Regions from separate parts of the Homo sapiens genome. Here region 2 is linked to region 1. Evidence: read pairs that join two places in POLR2A ChIA-PET (ENCODE). Cell type or tissue: MCF 10A. All regions are shown on one strand. Links, peaks and the distances in the headings refer to the core of each region. The heading gives the core; the rest is flanking DNA. Region 1 has its middle 45 kb from the start of LINC02606. Region 2 overlaps SPSB1 (splA/ryanodine receptor domain and SOCS box containing 1).

Region 1 (9,484 bases), core at 554-8,553:
GGAAGCGTTGTGTGCGGGTATGCATGTGTGTATATGCACGTGTATATGTGTATGTATATCTGTTGGTGGATATGTGTGTAGCATGCAGGTATGCAGGTGTGTAAATGCATGTGTATATGTGTGTGTATGTCTGTGGGTGCATGTGTGTGTGTAGCATGTGGGTATGCACGTGTGTAAATGCATGTGTATATGTGTGTACGTCTGTGAGTGTATATGTGTGTAGTGTGTAGGTATGCATGTGTGTATATGCATGTGTATATGTGTATGTATGTTGGTGGATATGTGTGTGTAGCATGTGGGTATGCATGTGTGTAAATTCATGTGTATATGCGTGTGTATGTCTGCAGGTGCATGTATGTAGTGTGGGTGTATGAATGTGTGTATATGCATGTGTACACGTGTGTATGTCTGTGGGTGCATATGTGTGTGTAATGTGTGTGTATGCTTGTGTGTAAATGCATGTGCATATGCGTGTCTGTGAGTGCATGTATGTGCATATGTGTGTGTAGCATGTGTGCATGCATGTGTATATGTACATAGGTGTGTATATATGTGTATACATGTGTGTCTGGGTGCATGTGTGTTCATGTGTGTGTAGCATATGTGTATGCATGTGTATGTGTGTGGGTGTGTATGTGTGTGTATATGTGTGTGGGTGCATGTGTATGCACATGTGTGTGAAGCGTGTATGTGTATGCATGCGTGTGTGTGGGTGCATATGTGTGTGTATATGTGCATGTGTCTATGGGTGCATATGTGTGTGTGCATGTGGGTGTGTCATGCATGTGTGTGTGTGAGAATTGTGGAGCTGGTGTGTTAACCGAGAGGCAGGGGTACAAAGCCTGAAAGGGGAGGGAGGACCCCTTAAGAGGGAGGTTGCATTTTATTCCACAAGGAATGGGAAGGTGCCAAGGCAGGAGAGTGAAACTGGAGTCCCCCTTGCCACAAATATTAATCAGGTCTCTTTTAGTTGCAAATTACAGAAATCCAGTTCCAACTAACTTAAGTACAGAAGGTGTTAATGGTTTTCAAAAGTAAACAGCCTCTAAGGCTAGTTCTGCCTTCAGGCAGAGGTGGATCCAGGAGCTCAGGTGATATTGACAAGAATGGGCCTCCCCTTTGTCTCTGCTTTCCTCCGTGTGGGTCTCATTCTCAAGTGGGTGTGCTCTGGGTGGCAGTAAAGGTGGCTGCCAGCGACTCCAGCCTCCTATCCTGCAGATTCAGCAGATGTCCTGAGGGTGTTCTCATGGGCTGGGATTGAGTCATAAGCTCCCCTCAGAAACTGTGCCCTGGGTGGCAGTAAAGGTGGCTGCCAGCGACTCCAGCCTCCTATCCTGCAGATTCAGCAGATGTCCTGAGGGTGTTCTCATGGGCTGGGATTGAGTCACAAGCTCCCTTCAGAAACTGATCATGATGACTCTGATTTGCATGACTTGGGTCATGTGCCTGCCCCTGAAAGCAGGGGGTGAGGCAGTCACCTGGATTGAAGGGAGGTCAGGACAAGGAGAGAAGGGAGCTGTGCAGATGTCTGACTCCATTTGTATGAAATGCCCAGAATGCATAAATCATAGAGACAGAATGCTGACTAGTGGGTGACGGGAGTGATGGGGCATGAGGAGGAGTGACTGCTTCATGGGTAGGGAGTTTCCTTTTTGGGGGGATAAAAATGTTTTGGAATTAGACAGAGGTGATGGTTGCATGACATTGTGATTGTATTAAATGCCACCAAATTGTTCACTTTAATTTTATTTATTTATTTGAGACAGGGTCTCACTCTGTTGCCCAAGCTGGAGTGCAGTGGTGTGGTTACAGCTCACTGCAGCCTCGATCTAGGTCCTAGGCTCAAGCACTCCTCCCCACTTGGGCTCCCGAGTAACTGGGACTACAGGTGCATGCCACCATGCTCAGCTAATTAAAAAATTTTTTTTTTTTTTTTTTTTTAGAGATGGGGTCTCACTATGTTGCTCAGGCTAGTCTTGAATTCCTGGGCACAAGTCACCTCCTGCCTCAGCCTCCCAAAGTGCTGGAATTACAGGTATGAGGCACCACGACTGGCAAACTGTTCACTTTAAAAAGGGTGAATTTTGGCCTGGCATGGTGGCTCATGCCTGTAATTCCAGCACTTTGGGAGGCTGAGGTGGGCGGATCACTTGAGGTCAGGAGTTTGAGACCAGCCAGGCCAACATGGTGAAAGCCCTTCTCTACTAAATATACAAAAATTAGCTGGGTGTGGTGGCAGGCACCTGTGCTCCCAGCTACTTGGGAGGCTGAGGTAGGAGAATTCCTTGAACCTGGGAGGCAGAGGCTGCAGTAAGCTGAGATTGCACCACAGCACTCCAGCCTGGGTGACAAGGCGAGACTCCACTTCAAAAAAAATAATAATAAACTAAAAAAATAAAATAGTGATTTTTATGTAGTGCAAATCTCACCTCAGTAAAAAAATTTTAAAATGACAGTTGTCCCTGCCCCTCATCCCCAGGCATCCTGGGACACTCCCCCATCCATAGGGGCTGCTAGGTGAGGTGACTCCTTTCCTTCCCCTTCTGCCTGTTTTCTCCCCTCTTAAACTTCAGAGGGTTTGGGACCCGCAGTGGATTTTAAGCCAGAGGCTACTACAGGGTAGTTCCAGGCATGGTGGCTGGCAGGGCTGTAGCCCACTGCTGGGACCAAAGGCATGCCTCTGTGGCTTCTCCAGAGGCCAGTTCCTGTATTTTCATGAGATCTCGTCGAGCAAGCTCTAGTGAGGTGCCAGGGACGTCTTGTTCAGAGGTGAGCTGGTGAGTGGGTTTTCCTGGTGGACCTTTAGCCAGCTGCACCTGTGTTCCTCTGGGCTGTGGGCAGAGGGGAGGGTGCTGTCACAACTTAGGGTCCAAGCTGCAGCTCCAGCGGGCCGGGAAGACTTGGAGCAGCGAATTTCCATCATTGCTTGGCGCGGGGGATGCTTGGTGACGCCACCACGAGAAAGGGCTGGGCTTGGGGAGGAGCCATTCACACTGGAATTGTAAAGAGGAAAGAGGGTTTTGGCTCACTTTCTGAGCGAATCCTCCATGCTGGGATTTGGGCAGAGCCCAGAGCTGCCTTGGGGCTCTCCCAGAGCGAGCCTGCACTGGCTCCTTCAGGAACCGGAGTTTCCATCCAAACCCTCTTCCTTGGGTTGCTCAATGCAAGCCGGCCGTGGTGGGATGACGACTTCTGGTCCCCAGCAGGCTGGCACTATGCTTGTCTGGCGTGGACATGGGGACCGGTCCCTTGGGCTGAACTGTGCTCTCTGCTCCTCTCTGATTTTTATTTTCTTTGAGACAGAGTCTCACTGTGTCACCCAGGCTGGAGTGCAGTGGCAGAATCTCAGCTCACTGCAACCTCTGCCTCCCAGGTTCAAGTGATTCTCCTGCCTCTGCCTCCCCAGTAGCTGGGACTACAGGCGTGCACCACCACACCTAGCTAAGTTTTGTATTTTTAGTAGAGACTGGGTTTCTCCATGTTGGTCAGGCTGGTCTTGAACTCCTGACCTCAGGTGATCCACCTTTCTCAGCCTTGCCAAGTGCTGGGATTACAGACGTGACCCACCGAGCCCAGTCTCTGCTCCTTCTTTGAGCTGGAGACAGGCTGAGGTCCGGCCTGGGGGTCTAGTCTGCCTGCGCCCACTATCACCCACTGAATAGGTCAGAATCTCAAGGTGATTTTGCAAGCTCCTTTCAGGGATTTTCCCACAAGTTGAAGTTAGAGAATAACTGGGGTATGGAACCACATTTTTGTTTGTTTGTTTGTTTGTTTTTTAGACAAGGTCTCACTCTGTCAACTAAGCTGAGTGAGGTGGCATGATCACCGCTCACTGCAGCCTCAACCTTCTGGGCTCAAGTGATTCTCTTGCCTCAGCTTCCCGAGTAGCTGGGACCACAGGTGTGCAGCATCAGACTTGGCTAATTTTTGATTTTTTGTAGAGACAGGGGTCTTGCTATGTTGCCCAGACTGGTCTTGAACTCTTGGGCTCAAGTGATCCTCCCACCTCAGCCTTCCAAAGTGCTGGGATTACAGGCGTGAGCCACCGCTCCTGGCCAGGACTAGGTTTTGCTCTTGAAGGCCGAGGATTTCCCACCTGTTTCCCCGCTGCTTGGATGTTGCAGGACAGGAATTCTCGAAGAGGTCAGGTTCTGGCAAAGACAGTATAGTGGTGGGTCCTGGGCCAGGTGACTTGGGTTCAAATCCTGACTCTACCACTTCCCAGCTGAGGGACTCCGTGCAAAGCACTTCACATCACTGGTCCCCAGTTTTCTCATGTGTACGAAGGGGGCACTGATACTGCCCCTCTGTAGTGGGCCCCCATGATTCATGTCCACCCAGACCCTCAGAATTTGACCTTATTTGGAAATAGGGTCTTTGCAGAGGTAATTAATTAAGGATTCTGATATGACATCATCCTGGATGTAGGGTGGGCCCTATATCCAACAGCTGGTGTGCTTATAAGAAGAGGAGACATGGAGGCATTCACAGAGGGGAGACGGCTGTGGGAAGACAGAGACAGAGAGTGGGGTGATGTGGCCACCAGCCGGGGAACGCCTGGAGCCCCCAGAAGCTGGAAGAGGCCAGGAAGGATTCTTTCTTAAAGGCTTCAGAGGGATTGTGGCCCACTGATATCTTGATTTTGGACTTCTCGACTCCTGAGCTGTGAAAGAACTCATTTCTGCTCTTTTAAGCCACACAGTTTATGATGACTTGAAATGGCCGCCCCAGGAAATGAACACACCCTCTCAAAGGACAGTTATCACCCAAAGCCTTTGATACACAGCACATAGTAGGTGCTCAATAAAGAACCACTAGGATCCTTGTGCTGCCTCCTGCAGGGGTGGGAGGTAGGAGGTGTGGACACAGGAAGAGGGACCGTCAGGATAGATCTGTCACTTTTCAGAGCAGCAGCCTGTGGCCCTGGAGGGGACCATCCCGGGGTATCCAGGGGCCCCCAGCTCCTGCCGCTGCTGGGTGTCACCCTTCCCTGCTGGCTGGCGGCTGAGGCTGGAGCCCTTGAAGGACGGAGGCGGAGGGAAAGTGAGGAGTCTGCTGTGAAGGGCAGCTGCAGGGCCGAGGGCCGAGGCCTTCAATAGGGATGCTTGCCGCTGTGAATCATGGCCCACAGGCCAATCGCTGCCTGCTGACACATCACACCCCAGGAGGAGGATGGCTGTGACCTCATGCTGGTTGTCAAACACTCAGGGCCCCTCCCAGCTCTGCCTAGTGCTTCAACTTGGCCCGGAGGGAGCTGTCCCCACCCCACCCCTGCCCAGTGTTGTGTGTTCTCCCCTCCCCTGCACACACAGCAGGACAATCAGACCTTCTGAGCCAAGACTTTAGTGGCGGTTTATGATTTGGATGCTTTGGGAATGGGTGAGGCCAACAGTTTCCACTTCCCTGAGGGCAGCCGAGTTGTAAACCCGAAAAGATGTTCTGCACATCTGCCACAGCTGCCTGGCCAGGGAGCGCTGGGATACGCCTGGGAGGGTGTGTTCCCAGGGCTGGAGTCCTATTCTCTCCTGCCTTCGTCTATAAAAAGAATGATTTGCAGATGGGGAAACTGAGGCCCGGAGGAGTTAAGAACTTGCTATACACCTCCAAGTCAAACGGCATCTTGGCAAGAGAGGCAGGACCACAACTGAGAGTTTATCTTGGGCAAAGCTCTGCTCTGCTTCCTGCACCGGGGTCCTCGTCTTCTCGGGCTCTGTTGGGAATCTCACCTCCTCTGCTTCCTGGTTCCAGGATGGGCCTGAGGCATCTTTTAAGCCTTGGTGATGCTTACTTGTTGGCTTCAAGTTGTGATGGTAAAATAAATAAGCAAGAGGCTTGGGGAGCTCCAACCAGTCCTGCCGGCTGTTCCCAGATTCCCATTCAAAGCTGCGAAAGTGGCTTAAGTATTGTGAAGCCTGGAACTCTCACCTGGCGGGGGGGACAGGGGACAGGGGGCAGGTTAGGGGCTGAATGTGGCCTGGCTCCTGGCCTCTAGACACAGCTCTGTTTTCTTTGCCCTTGCCTTCTGAAGGCAAGCACGTCTCCTGACAGCAGAATTGTAGCTCTCGAACTCCCTCTGTGCCCATCCAGCCTTTACAGGTTGAGCAAACTTCCCCATGCTCAGGATTTGCATTCCTGGCCGCTACATTTCCAGAAAACTGAGCTAGAATTTCAGGAGCGTCTATTCAGAGTGGACGTCTGCAGCGAGCCTGGATCCCTGAGCATCCAGGACACAACCTGCTCCTAACCTGTCCCCTGTCCACCCAGGTGAGAGTTCCAGGCTTCACAGTACTTGAGCCACCTTTGTGGTTTTGAATGGCGACCTGGGAACAGCGGGCAGGACCGGTTGGAGCTCCCCAAGCCTCTTGCGTATTTATTTTACCATCACAACTTGAAGCCAATATTTAAGCATCACCAAGGCAACAGCCCAAATCTCCCGGCCCTTGGCCCCCATCCAGCCCCAAATGGTGGGGATGAGGGCGGGGTGGGGGGAGCAGGGAAAATGAGTCAACCGTCCCCCTGCCCTGCAACCACCTGGGAAAACAGTGACCCAAAAATCAAATCCCGGCTTCTCTTGCAAGGACATTGCTCGTTTTCCCGTGGTCCTACGACGGAGCGCTTTTAACACAGCAGAAGAGTCTCACAAGACCTCGGTGCTAATATTTTATTTTTGCGTTGTGGTTAGAGCCCACAGATTTTAAAAACTTCTTATTGAAGTTTGATATCCATGTACAAAGTGTACAAACCATAAGCATATACCCTTCACAAACTGCAATTTTTGCAAACAGAACACGCCCAGATCAAGGGTAGGCACACAGCCAACCCCCAGGAGTCCTCCTTACTCCCCAGTCCTTGTCACTGTACCCCCAAAGTGAGTGCCATTCTAACTTCTCATAGCACTGGTTGCTTGTTAGTTTATTTGTTTTCTGTTTCTTTTGTAACTTTTAAGTTCTGGGATACATGTGCAGGATGTATAGGTTTGTTACATAGGTAAGCGTGTGTCGTGTTCGTTTGCTGCACAGATCATCCCATCTCCTCACTGGCTACTTTTGCTTGTTTTTGTGCTTTATATAAATGGAATCATACACTCTGTTCTCTCCTGGGTTGAAGCCAGTGGGATTTTTAGGCTTGAGTTGCCCTCCTCACCTCCAGCTCCGGGGAGGAGAGAATAAAGGAAGTAGAAGGCACATTCTTATTTATTTATTTATTTGAGATGGAGTCTTGCTCAGCTGCCCAGGCTGGAGGGCAGTGGCACGATCTTGGCTCACAGCAACTTCTGCCTCCTGGGTTCAAGCGATTCTCCTGCTTCAGCCTCCGAAGTAGCTGGGATTACAGGTGCCTGCCTCCACACCCAGCTAATTTTTGTATTTTTAGTAGAGATGGGGTTTCACTGTGTTGGCCAGGCTGGTCTTGAACTCCTGATCTCAGGTGATCCGCCTGCCTCAGCCTCCCTAAGTGCTGGGATTACAAGCCAAGCCACTGCGCCCGGCCTGAAGGCACTTTCCCTGTGCCCGCAGGCCATGGTCTTAATTATTTTAAAGGGCCCAGCATCATTTTCCCATGTACCGTGTAACTGGGGTTTGTATCCGCCTGGCGTCAGTTTGGAGGATGGAGAGTAGTGCCGCATCACTAACAAGCTTGAGGCGGGTTGAGGGATCTCTGGAACCCTGGCCCCCAAAGCCTTCATTTCTCCTGGCAGGATGCTGGGGGCAGCTCCATAGTCTTTGCAGCCAGGGTATCCCTCCATTGCAGGGTGGGCTCCAGCCACTCCTTTTTTTTTTTTTTTTTTTTTTGAGATGGAGTCTCACTTTGTCCCCCAGGCTGGAGTGCAGTGGTGCAATCTTGGCTCACCGCAACCTCTGCCTCCCAGGTTCAAAGGATTCTCTTGCCTCAGCCTCCCGAGTAGCTGGGATTACAGGCACACACAACCATGCCCAGCTAATTTTTGTATTTTTAGTAGAGACGGGGTTTCACCATGTTGCCCAGGCTGGTCTTGAACTCCTGACCTCAGACAATTCACTGGCCTTGGCCTCCCAAAGTGTTGGTATTAGAGGCGTGAGCCACTGCACCTGGCCGGCCTGCCTGCCTGCCTGCCTGCCTGCCTTCCTTCCGTTCTTTTCTTTCTTTCTTTCCCTCCCTCCCTCCCTTCCTCCCTCTCTTTCTTCTTTCTTTCTTCTTTCTTTCTTTCCTTTCTTTCTTCCTTCCTTTCTTTCTTTCTTTCTTTCTTTCTTTTCTTTCTTTCTTCTTTCTTTCTTTCTTTCTTTCTTCTTTCTTCTTTCTCCTTCCTTCCTTCCTTCCTTCCTTCCTTCCTTCCTTCCTTCCTTTCTTTCCTTTCTCTCTGTCTCTCTCTCTCTTTCTTTCTTTGATGTTTTTGAGATGGAGTTTCGCTCTTATGGCCCAGGCTGGAGTGCAATGGTGCAATCTCGGCTCACTGCAACCTCTGCCTCTCAGGTTCAAGCAATTCTCCTGCCTCAGCCTGCCAAGTAGCTGGGATTACAGGTGAGCACCACCACACCTGGCTAATTTTATATATTTTTTAGTAGAGACATGGGGGGTTTCACTATGTTGGTCTGGCTGGTCTCAAACTCCTGACCTCAAGTGATCCAACCCACCCTGGCCTCCCAAAGTGCTGGGATTACAGGCATGAGTCACCACGCCCAGCCCCTATTTTTTATTTCTTTATTTTTTGAGACAGAGTCTCTCTCTATTGCCTAGGCTGGAGTGCAGTGGTGCAACTTTGGCTTACTGCAATCTCAGCCTCCTGGGTTCAAGTGACTCTCCTGTCTCAGCCTCCCAAGAAGCTGGGACTACAGGCATGCACCACCATGCCTGGCTAATTTTTGTATTTTTAGTAGAGATGGGATTTCACTGCGTTGGCCAGGCTGGCCTCGAACTCATGACCTCAAGTAATCCACCCACCTTGGCTTCCCAAAGTGTTGGGATTATAGGCGTGAGCCACCATGCCCGGCCTTTATTTCTTTTTTGAGATAAGGTCTCATTCTGTCGCCTAGGCTTGAGTGCAGTGGCGCAATCACAGCTCACCACAGCTTCAGCCTCCTGGGCTTAACTGATCCTCCCCTGCCTCAGCCTCCCGAGTAGCTGTGATTAAATGTGTGTGGCACCACACTTGCTAATATTTTGATTTTTTTGTAGAGATGGGGTCTTGGTATGTTGCCCAGGCTGGTCTTGAACTTCTGGGTTCAACTGATTCTCTTGCCTTGGCCTCCCAAAGTGCCAGGATTACACATGTGAGCCACTGCACCCATCCTGCATATGACATTTCAAAAAATATAAGGAGAACAAACATGACAAGGGGAAAAAATGTATCTAAACGTTTCTAACTGCTCTTGATTTCTTTCTTTTTTTTTTTTTTTTTGAGATGGAGTCTCATTCTGTCGCCCAGGCTGGAGTGCAGTGGCACGATCTCTGCTCACTACAACCGCAGCCTCCCAAGTTCAAGTGATTCTTCTGACTCAGCCTCCTGAGT
Region 2 (9,484 bases), core at 866-8,865, 170 kb after region 1:
TGTGAGACGGGGTCAGCAGAATATAGGTGACAGTGGCTGAGGCTATAAGGGAGGAGAGGGACTCTCCTGAGGGGGCAGATGGGCCACAAGGGCGAGAGGGAGAAGTGGGAGAGGCCCCTGTAGGGAAGGCAATGCCAGATGGGTCTGGGCGCAGGAGGCAGGTGAAGCCCAGGGAATGGCCAGAGCTTTCTAAGCCAGGATGGGGCAACGGCACCCAAGCAGCAGAGGGTGAGCGCTGTGGCTCATGCCCATAATCCTAGCACTTTGGGAGGATTGCTTGAACCCAGGAGTTCGAGACCAGCCTGGGCAACATAGGGAGACACCGTCTTTGTGAGAAATTTAAAAATTAGCTGGGGGTGGTGGTGTGCACCGATAGTCCCAGCTACTGGGGGGCTGAGGTGGGAGGATTGCTTGAGCGTTGAGCCCAGTTGCCATCTGGACACGTCCACTTGGACCACTTCCACTTAGGACAGGTTCAAAGCACCTCCATGGACCTAGTCCCCCAGCCTGTAGGTCATTATTCACGATGACCCCCAAACTAGCTGGGAACCCGAGGCACCTGCAATTCTTCACCCTTCTCTACACCCCACATTCAACTAGTTACCGAAGCTTACCCATGCCACCTTGGAGATGCCACAAGCTTCCATCCCAACTGGCAGGTCAGGGATATGAACCGCCATCTCCCTGGCCTTCCAGCTCCAGCTTCCTCTCCACCAGATTCTTAAGGCGACCATAACTGCATTAGCCAGGATTCTCCAGAGATGCAAAACCCATAGGATCGAGAGGGAGAGACAGATGAGAAAGGATGGGTTAGGGGAACTGGCTCATCGGTTATGGAGGCTGAGTCCCACTACAGGCCATCTGCAAGCTGGAGACCCAGGGGAGCCAGGAGTGTGGCTCAGCCAAGTCTGAAGGCCTCAGAACCAGGGAGACCAATGGGGTCATTCTCAGCCCCGGGCCAAAGACCCCGGGGACCAATGGTATGAGTCCCAGAGTCTAAATGCCAGAGAACCTGGAGTTGTGACATCCGAGTGCAGGAGAAGGAGGATGTCCCAGCTCCGGGACAGAGAGCCAGGATTCGCCCTTCTTCCAGCTTTTTGTTCCATCCAGGCCACCAGCTGATTGGACGGTGGCTGACCCCATGGAGGGCAGATCCTCCCTGCCCAGTCCAGTGACTCCAATGCCAAAAACACCCTCACAGACACACCTGGGGCAGCCCAATCATTCTACACAAATGCCAAACCACTGGGCTTCCCTGTCAGCAGAAAAGGGATGGGCTCAGTGTGTGCTGAAGCATTGAGAATCATCAATGCTTTACCATCTATCCAGGTATTCCTTAGTCTAGTCAAGTTGACATCTGAAATCAATCATCACAGGTTCGCCCCTTATCAACTGGCACCCAGAGGCACCCACTGGCATCTCCTTAAACCATACTTAATCTCCAAGGACAGTATCAAGGTCATAGTTCCACCTATCGTGACACTACTATCCTGCATAGCAAAGACACATTAATCCCTTCTCCAGAGAGGAGGTACAGTCCTTGAGTGCTATTCACTCCTCTCTCCTCTGATACTCAATAACTTAAATACTATGATGTAAAATTAATACTTAAATACTGCTATAGACTCAACACATGTTCTAAGAATAAGGAGTAAGAGAGGAAAGAAAACAGATATTTGCCTAATATACATGTAAATGCATACAACCGTATTCTGAACAAAATAGGGAGGAAATACTCCCAGCAATTCTGGCCCTTGTTTCTGTAACTGGTCACGTGGTTGGAGCTGGTATTTATTATAACTACCTCCCTCTGTCCTGTTCTGTGTTCCTTTCGTCTGCAACAAGCACCTCAGCTGGCTGTGGTTCTTTAAGTGGCAGAGTGACCCAAACATTCATTCCTGAAGGGTCTGAGTCATTCACAGTCCTGCCTGGATTGTATCCTTGTAATTTCCCATTGACTTAATCACAGGGCATGGTAATACTAACAGATGCCCTAAGGAGTATCCTGTACTCCAGACACACTCTTCCTTGCCTCATTGTGGAGCAGTCCAGATCAATTTCCCCTTGGTAGTCCAGATCAATCTCCACAGCCAACACCATCACTCCCCTCTCAGCCTGCTGACCCAGAGGCACAGGGAGCCCAAAGAAGCCAGGTGGCAGCCTTACCCCCCGTTCAATGGAATCACTGTTGTGTCTCCTGGTAGGAGCATTCCTCTCTCTGGAACCAAGACCTCCAGGCCAGCAGAGCATAAAGTCACAGGAACAGGAAGCAACAATTTCGCTAGCGGGTCCCTAGGGGATATGATGCGCAGTGCCACTCCCATTTCCTCCCCTTGATTCCTGGACCCGTGAATCCTGGCTACGGGAGAAACCAGCACCATATATTGGATGCTGATACAGAGTACATAGAGCCTTTTGAAGACCCCTGACCCAGCCCTACAAAGTATTGTCACCTAGCTGGCATTGTAATTGCAACTTCAAAAGACTCTACTGCCCTTCTTTCAAGTCAGCTGCTTCAGGATGGTGGGGAACGTGGTCATTCCCAGTCCCAGGTCAAAGACTCCGGAGACCACTCGTACGAGTCCCAGAGTCCAAAGGCCAGAGAACCTGGAGTTCTGACATCCAAGCGCAGGAGAAGAGCATCCCAGCTCCGGGACAGAGAGCCAGGATTCACCCTTCTTCCAGGCCCCCGGCTGACTGGATGGTGCCTGCCCACATGGAGGGCAGATCCTCCCCACCCAGTTGAGTGACTCAATTGCCAGTGTCCTCCAAAAACACCCTCACAGACACATCTGGGGCAGCCCGATCATTCTACACAATGTCAAACCACTGGGCTTCCCTGTCAGCAGAAAAGGGACAGGCTCAGTGTGTACTGAAGCATAGAGAATAATCAATGCTTTACCATCTACCTGGGTATTCCTTAATCTAGTCAAGTTGACATCCAAAATCAATCATCACAGGTCCACCCCTTACCAACTGGCACCCATAGGCACCCACTGGCATCTTCTTAAACCATACTTAATTTCCAAATAAAGGCAATAACAAGACCGTAGTTCCACTTAGCATGATAGGCGAAACCAGTGGGCTCGTGCTCACCGGCCAATTCCCTGCACATGATCCCAGTGCCACACTTCCTTGGTTGTGAAGTGAGCTCCCTGGAAGCAGTGCTACACGGACAGCGTGACAGTGGGAAAGGTGTTCTGTCAATCAATGGATGGTGACTTTGGCAGAAGCACTGTGTGCAGGGAAGACGAATCTGTATCCAGAATAAGTGCCTGCTCCAGTAAGGACAAAACGCTGCCCCTTCCAAAACAGAAGTGGTCCAATGTGCCTTCCACCAGGTGCAGTGATCATCCCGGGGAATGGGGCCATACTGGAGCTCAGTGTTAGTCTCCGCTTCTGGCAGACTAGCAGCCAGTGGTAGCCATAGCCAGGTCGGCTTTGGTGAGTGGCAGTCCATGCTGCTGAGCCCATGCATCACCTCCATCTCTGCCACCATGACCACTTTGTTCCTGAGCCCACCAGGCGATGACAGGGGTGGCCAGGGAAAGAGGCTGACGAGAATCCACCTAGGTCATCCTACCCACATACCTCATGTCCTGTGCGCACTCGGGAGGTCTATCCGTGTCCTGTGCGCACTCAGGTCTATCCACATACATCTTCCCCCAATTGCTTTTTTGTTTGGTTGGGTTTTTTGATACAGGGTCTCATTCTGTTGCCCAGGCTGGAGCAATCACAGCTCACTGCAGCCTCAACCTCCTAGGCTCAAGTGATCCTCCCACCTCAGCCTCCCAAGTAGCTGGGACTGCAGGCATGAGCTACCACGCCCAGCTAATTTTTTATTTTTGTAGAGATGGCGGGGGCGGGGAGTCTCACTATGTTGCTCAGGCTGGTCTCGAACTCCTTGGGCTCAAGCAATCCTCCCACCTTGGCCTCCCAAAGTGCTGGGATTACAGGTGTGAGCCACTATGCCAGGCCCCCAGCTTTCTTTGTCACCAATCTTCCAATCATACTCTTTCCAAGTCCCCAAATCCCTGACCATCCAGCCAAATCATCAGGCACAGCCCATGGATCAGTATATAATCACTCATCTGGCCATCTCTCCTTCGAAGCAAGGTGCACAACCAGGTGCACTGCCCGAAGCTCTGCCAGGGAGGATTTCCCTTCACCCCCATCCTTCAGAGGTGTCCCAGCAAGGGGCTATAGTGCTGCAGCTGTCCACTTTCGGGTTGTGCCTTCATATAGTGCAGAGCCATCTGTAGCCATCTGCAAACCAGGCTGACTAAGTCTTCTCTTCCACTGTCAATCGATCAGAGGGAACTCCCCAGGAGACCATAGATACAGGCTGGAGAGAGAAGGCAGTGGGCAAAGTAAGAACCATGGGCCTTTGGACCACTTCCTCATGTCACTTACTTGTGCCTTCAGGACCTGCTCAGACCTGATCCCATATATACCACTTCCTCTCGATGGCAGCGTTCTGCCACACATGCCCAATGTCTGGTTTGGTCGGTCAGATCATAGATAACACCCACTTCATGATGGGCAGCTCAGGTCACATGGCAACTTCGTGGCTGATGGTCAAACATTAAGTCTCTACTAGGGTCCAGTATTAGGCCAAGAGCTGTCTCTCAAAAGGAATGAAGTTATTTGTGGATGATGGCAGGGCCTTGCTCCAAAATCCCAAGGCCTGTACTGCGATTCATCTACAGGGGCCTGCCAAAGGCTTTAAGCAGCCTCCCTGTCTGCCGCTGACCTCAACCACCACTGGATCTGCTGGTGGCCCAAGTGGCAAAGCAGGTTGCACAGCAACCTGGACCTGTTGCAGTCTTCTGCTACGGGCCCCACTCAAAACTAGAAGCGTTAGGGTGACTCAGCAAATGGGCTGGAGTAACACACCCAAATGAGGAATGTGTTGCCTCCAAAGTCCAAACAGGCCCACGAGGCATTGTGCCTCTTTCTTGGTTGCAGGAGGAAAGCTGTAACAACTTATTCTTCACCTTAGAGGGGATACCTTCACAGGCCTGACACTACTGGACCCCGAGAAATTTCACTAAGGGAGAAGGTCCCCGAATTTCAGTAGAATTTATTTCCCATCGCTTGACATGTAAATGTCCTACCAATAAGGCTACAGTGGTTGCGACTTCTTGCTCACTAGGTCCAATGAAGCATGATGACATCAATGTAATGGACCAGCATGAGACCCTTTTTTTTTTTTTTTTTTTGAGACAGGGTCTTACTCTGTTGCCCAGGTTGGAGTAAAGTAACACAATCACTGCTCACTGCAAGTCTTGACCTCCTAGGCTCAAGCGATCCTCCCACCTCAGCCACCCAAGTAGCTGGGACCACAGGCACACACCATCATGCCTGGCTAATTTAAAAAAAAAAAAAATTTATAGAGATGATGTCGGCCCGGGCGCAGTGGCTCATGCCTGTAATCCCAGAACTTTGGGAGGCCAAGGCGGGTGAATCACTTGGTGTCAGGAGTTCAAGACCAGCCTGACCAACATAGTGAAACCCTGTCTCTACTAAATACAAAAAATTAGCTGGGTGTGGTGGCGCATGCCTGTAATCCCAGCTACTCAGGAGGCTGAAGCAGGAGAATTGCTTGAACCCGGGAGGCGGAGGTTGCAGTGAGCCGAGATTGCACCATTGCACTCCAGCCTAGGCAACAAGAGCAAAAAATCCATCTCAAAAAAAGAGAGAGAGAGAGAGAGAGATGACGTCTCACTGTGTTGCCCAGGCTGGTCTCAAACTCCTAAGTTCAAGCGATCCTCCTGCCTCGGCCTCCTGAAGTGCTAGGATTACAGGAGTGAGCCACCGTGCCCAGCCCCAGTATGATATCTGTGGAAGGGAAAGGTGATCAAGATGACTGTGAACTAAACTGTGACATAGGGCTGGAGAGCTGATATACCCATCAGCCCAGACCGCCAAGGGGCATTGCCGGCCTTACCAGCTGGATGCAAACTGCTTCTGCTGGGCCTTATGGACAGGTATAAAGAGAAGGGCATTCGTCAGATCAACAGCTGCATGCAGTAGCAGGGACCAGAGATGTGTGAATTTTGCAGTCACCACTTGGTTAAGTTTACAATAATCCACTATCAGTTTCTAAAGTCCATCTGTCTTCTGCACAGGCCAAATCGGAGAGTTGAATGGGGATGTGGTGGGGGTCACCACCCCCGCCTCCTCCAAGTCCTTGATGGTGGTGCTAATCTCGGCAGCCCCACCCCAGGGATGCAATGTTGCTTTTGATGTACTATTTTCCCAGGCAGAGGCAACGCTAATGGTTTCCACTTGGCCTTTCCCACCATAACAGCCCTCACCGCACAAGGCAGGGAACCAGTGTGTGGATTCTGCCAGGTGCTAAGTATGTCAACTTTGAATCTGGAACCAGGAAATAACCCCAGGATGGGTTCAGGGATCCACGGGAGCCACCAGGAGTCAAACCTAAGCTAAAACTCCATTGATCACCTGACCTCCATAAGCCCCTTCTCTGACTAGTGGGCCACAGTGAGTGATATTTTTGGTTTCCTGGAATCAGTATCAGTTCAGTAACCAGTTATCCCCGAACAATCTAATTATTTCCCTTTCCTCAATACATATTCACTCTGGTAAAAGGTCACAGGTCCCTTTGGGGAAGGCTAGGAGAAAAATTAATAGCATAAACTTTCTCTAGTGTACTGAGGTCCTTCTTCAAAGGGATCCAGCTTCCAATTCATTCATTCATTCATTCACTTATTCATTCACTTATTCATTCATTCGTTCACTTATTCATTCATTCGTTCACTCATTCATTCATTCACTCATTCATTCATTCATGGGGGCTTAGTTGTGTAAACTGGGTTAAGTCTGGGAAGTTGATTGAGGGCTGTGATTTTCTGTTTTAATTATTTTTCTGTTTTAATTATTCAAGTTAGACTTTTTTTCATTTGACCTGTAAGTTTCTGCTTATACAGAAAACTTAAAAGAATCAAGTAACTTATAAGATCAAGTAAGAATTTCACGGGTTTCCTGTCTATTTCACTTCTAGGAACACCATGATTAACTATCCAATGCCATAGATCCACACAAGTCAGACTATTCTGACGGCAGCTTTGCCTCTGCCGTCCATTAGGTAACCACACTCACCTTGCCTTGGATGGCTGAGTACTGCCACTTGGCCGCTGCACTCCAAATGCAATTACTCCCGTTGCATTTAAGTTTTCCATTTGAGTGACTGCGGCTCCCACTGTAAGGGCTGGATCACGGAGCTCTTCAGGGATGCTGGGGCCCCCTCACAAATCTATTTCTCAACGTATGCGTGAAAGATCTGTCTTCTGAACCTTCCCAGTGTGGGTGAGTAGCTTTTAAGAGACAAATCCACTCCAGCATTCCAATGTCCCTAAGCCTTTGAATCCCTAACTCTACATGAAACCTAAGCCTATGAATCCCTAACTCTACATTAAACCAAAGGAGACCCAGAAACTCCAACTTACTCACAGTGGGTCATCCTTTGATCCATGTTCCAGTCAGCCAACCAAACAGATCTCTTCTTAACCCCCTGAGCTACAACATCAAGTGCAGAATCTCCGCTTAGTGGGCCCATATCCATAAATTCGGCCAGATCCAACTTCATGTTCGTTCCACATCCTAATATCCACTCCCACACATGCTCCCTTGGTGTCTGCTTGTATAAATTAGAAAACTCAAGTGGTTCTCTTGGTGTGGAGTGCAGCTCCTCACTCTGACCTTGGAAAGGGTGTGACCAGATTGGCCACACTCTGACTGTCTGGCAAGGTGTGTTCACAACTGGGGCACCCGTCAAGCCCTTGTCACAGGTAGGTTTTTCCAACCCTGGAATCCTATATTCCTACTCAGCAGTCATTTCTCAAGTGTGGAGTTTGCATCCTGATATTTTCTTCATCTTGTGCTCAAATCACCCAATGCCTCCCTAGTTTTCCAAGAGACGCCCAAGGGTGGCAGAGGTTCTTGGATTCCTCCACCCATCGCCTACGCAGTAAACTCAAGAGGGTCAGGCTAAGCTTCAGGTCAGATTCAGAGCTTGTTGACAAACCATTCTCACAGTCACATCTCCTGACACCCAGCCCTGCCACAAATCCCATGCCTGCATTGCACAAGGTCTGGACCTCAATGGCAGGCAAGGCTGGGCTGTGCCTTGGCGGATTCTCTTCCCCATCTCCAAGAAAGGCCCCGAGAGCCTAAGCCTGTTGTTGATGTGGTCTGTCTCATGACCACTGGACTCATTTATTTTTAACGTTGGGCAATGAACAGAACTTTTAAAACACAAAGCAAACAGGCAGCTTCCCAAAGGTTTCAGGGGGTTGGCAGCAGGACAGATCCCCCAATGTGCTGTTGGGTTTTGCCATCCTCCCTTTGTCCAAGCAAGGAAGGAGCCTCAAGCCCAAGTCAGAAAGGACGTACATCTCCCGACTCTTGCCCCGCATAGAGTAACAGTCAACCTCTTTGAGATGTGATGCTTCCTTTAAATGCTTCTTAGGAAGAAGCTACAGATGACCTGACATCTTGTATTTGCTTCAAAATAATCCAGCGTGTGTGTGTATGTGTGCATATATGTGTGTGCATATGTATGTGTGTGTACACATGTGCACATCTTCTGTGAGCATAAGTATGCATGTGCATATGTGAGTATGTGTATGTGTGTGCATGCGAGGTGAGGAAACCTGATCGCTCATTATACTCTGCCTCTAACTTTGGTGTGTTTGACATTTTCCATAATAACAAAAAATTTCACTAAAAAAATGAGCCCATGCTTCTTGAAGAAAAGGCTCAGGTGGTGGAGGTGACAAACTTACTGGTGAAGGGCTTGGGTGCCAAGTCTGGATTCGAGTTTTGGCTCCACCATTCCCTTGCCGCGAGACCTTAGCCAAGTTACCTGCAATCCTCAGCAGAATGGACATGGAGGCAAAACCCACTTCTCAGGGTCCTCAGGAAGCCCATGAGTCAATGCGTCAAGGACTCAGATCAGAGCCAGTACTCGCACGCACCGTGAAACCATGAAACCATTTCCCGCTATTATTATGCTTAGGATTCAAACAAAGTCACGTCCATAAAGCACTCTGTAGCACAGAGCCGGGCACCTGGCTGCCAGTGGAACTTTAGACTGGGGGAGATGTTATCAGATAACTGGGGGAGGGGAGAGCACTCACTGAAAGTCCAAAATCGAAGTCCCTTAGAGTCTGGATTTCACTGATCTAGTGTTGAGGGCTGGGGAGAGGATAACACACCCCTGGGCAGACTGAGGCACACCTGTACCTGACCTTGTGCTGTCGTCTGATAAAATTTTTCAGAACCAAAAGATACACTGAGTCATGCACACCAGCTACAACCTATTTCTCGAGAAAAATTGATACAAAATGCCCAGACGAACTCATGAACACCGTAAGAATCAGAGGTTTCGCTGAATTTGAAAATGCGTCTGCAGGCAAGTTTCCATCCACCCAGGAGGAGGGGCAGGTGCAGGAAGGGA

What was found. ChIA-PET counts read pairs that join two places held together with the same protein. Peaks named below come from ENCODE experiments on the same cell type or tissue, not always from the same donor. Only the 100,000 strongest peaks of a DNase experiment are listed, where the experiment ranks them.
Region 2: POLR2A ChIA-PET joins it to region 1 with 5 read pairs; 6 of 35 experiments call an interaction of 5 or more read pairs at or near these places.

The regions. Positions count from the first base shown.
Region 1 is chr1:9,468,904-9,478,387 of GRCh38, reverse strand. No RefSeq gene overlaps it. Among named protein-coding and RNA genes, the nearest start is that of LINC02606, 45 kb to the right of the region's middle. RefSeq lists an enhancer at 4,525-5,076. In MCF 10A, for the core only: no CTCF peak of the experiment used is centred there; DNase peaks (open chromatin) are centred at 1,377 and 5,147.
Region 2 is chr1:9,295,702-9,305,185 of GRCh38, reverse strand. The region is part of intron 1 of SPSB1 (splA/ryanodine receptor domain and SOCS box containing 1); the gene reads right to left. Among named protein-coding and RNA genes, the nearest start is that of SPSB1, 7.6 kb to the right of the region's middle. RefSeq lists an enhancer at 1-318. In MCF 10A, for the core only: no CTCF peak of the experiment used is centred there; DNase peaks (open chromatin) are centred at 1,885 and 4,875.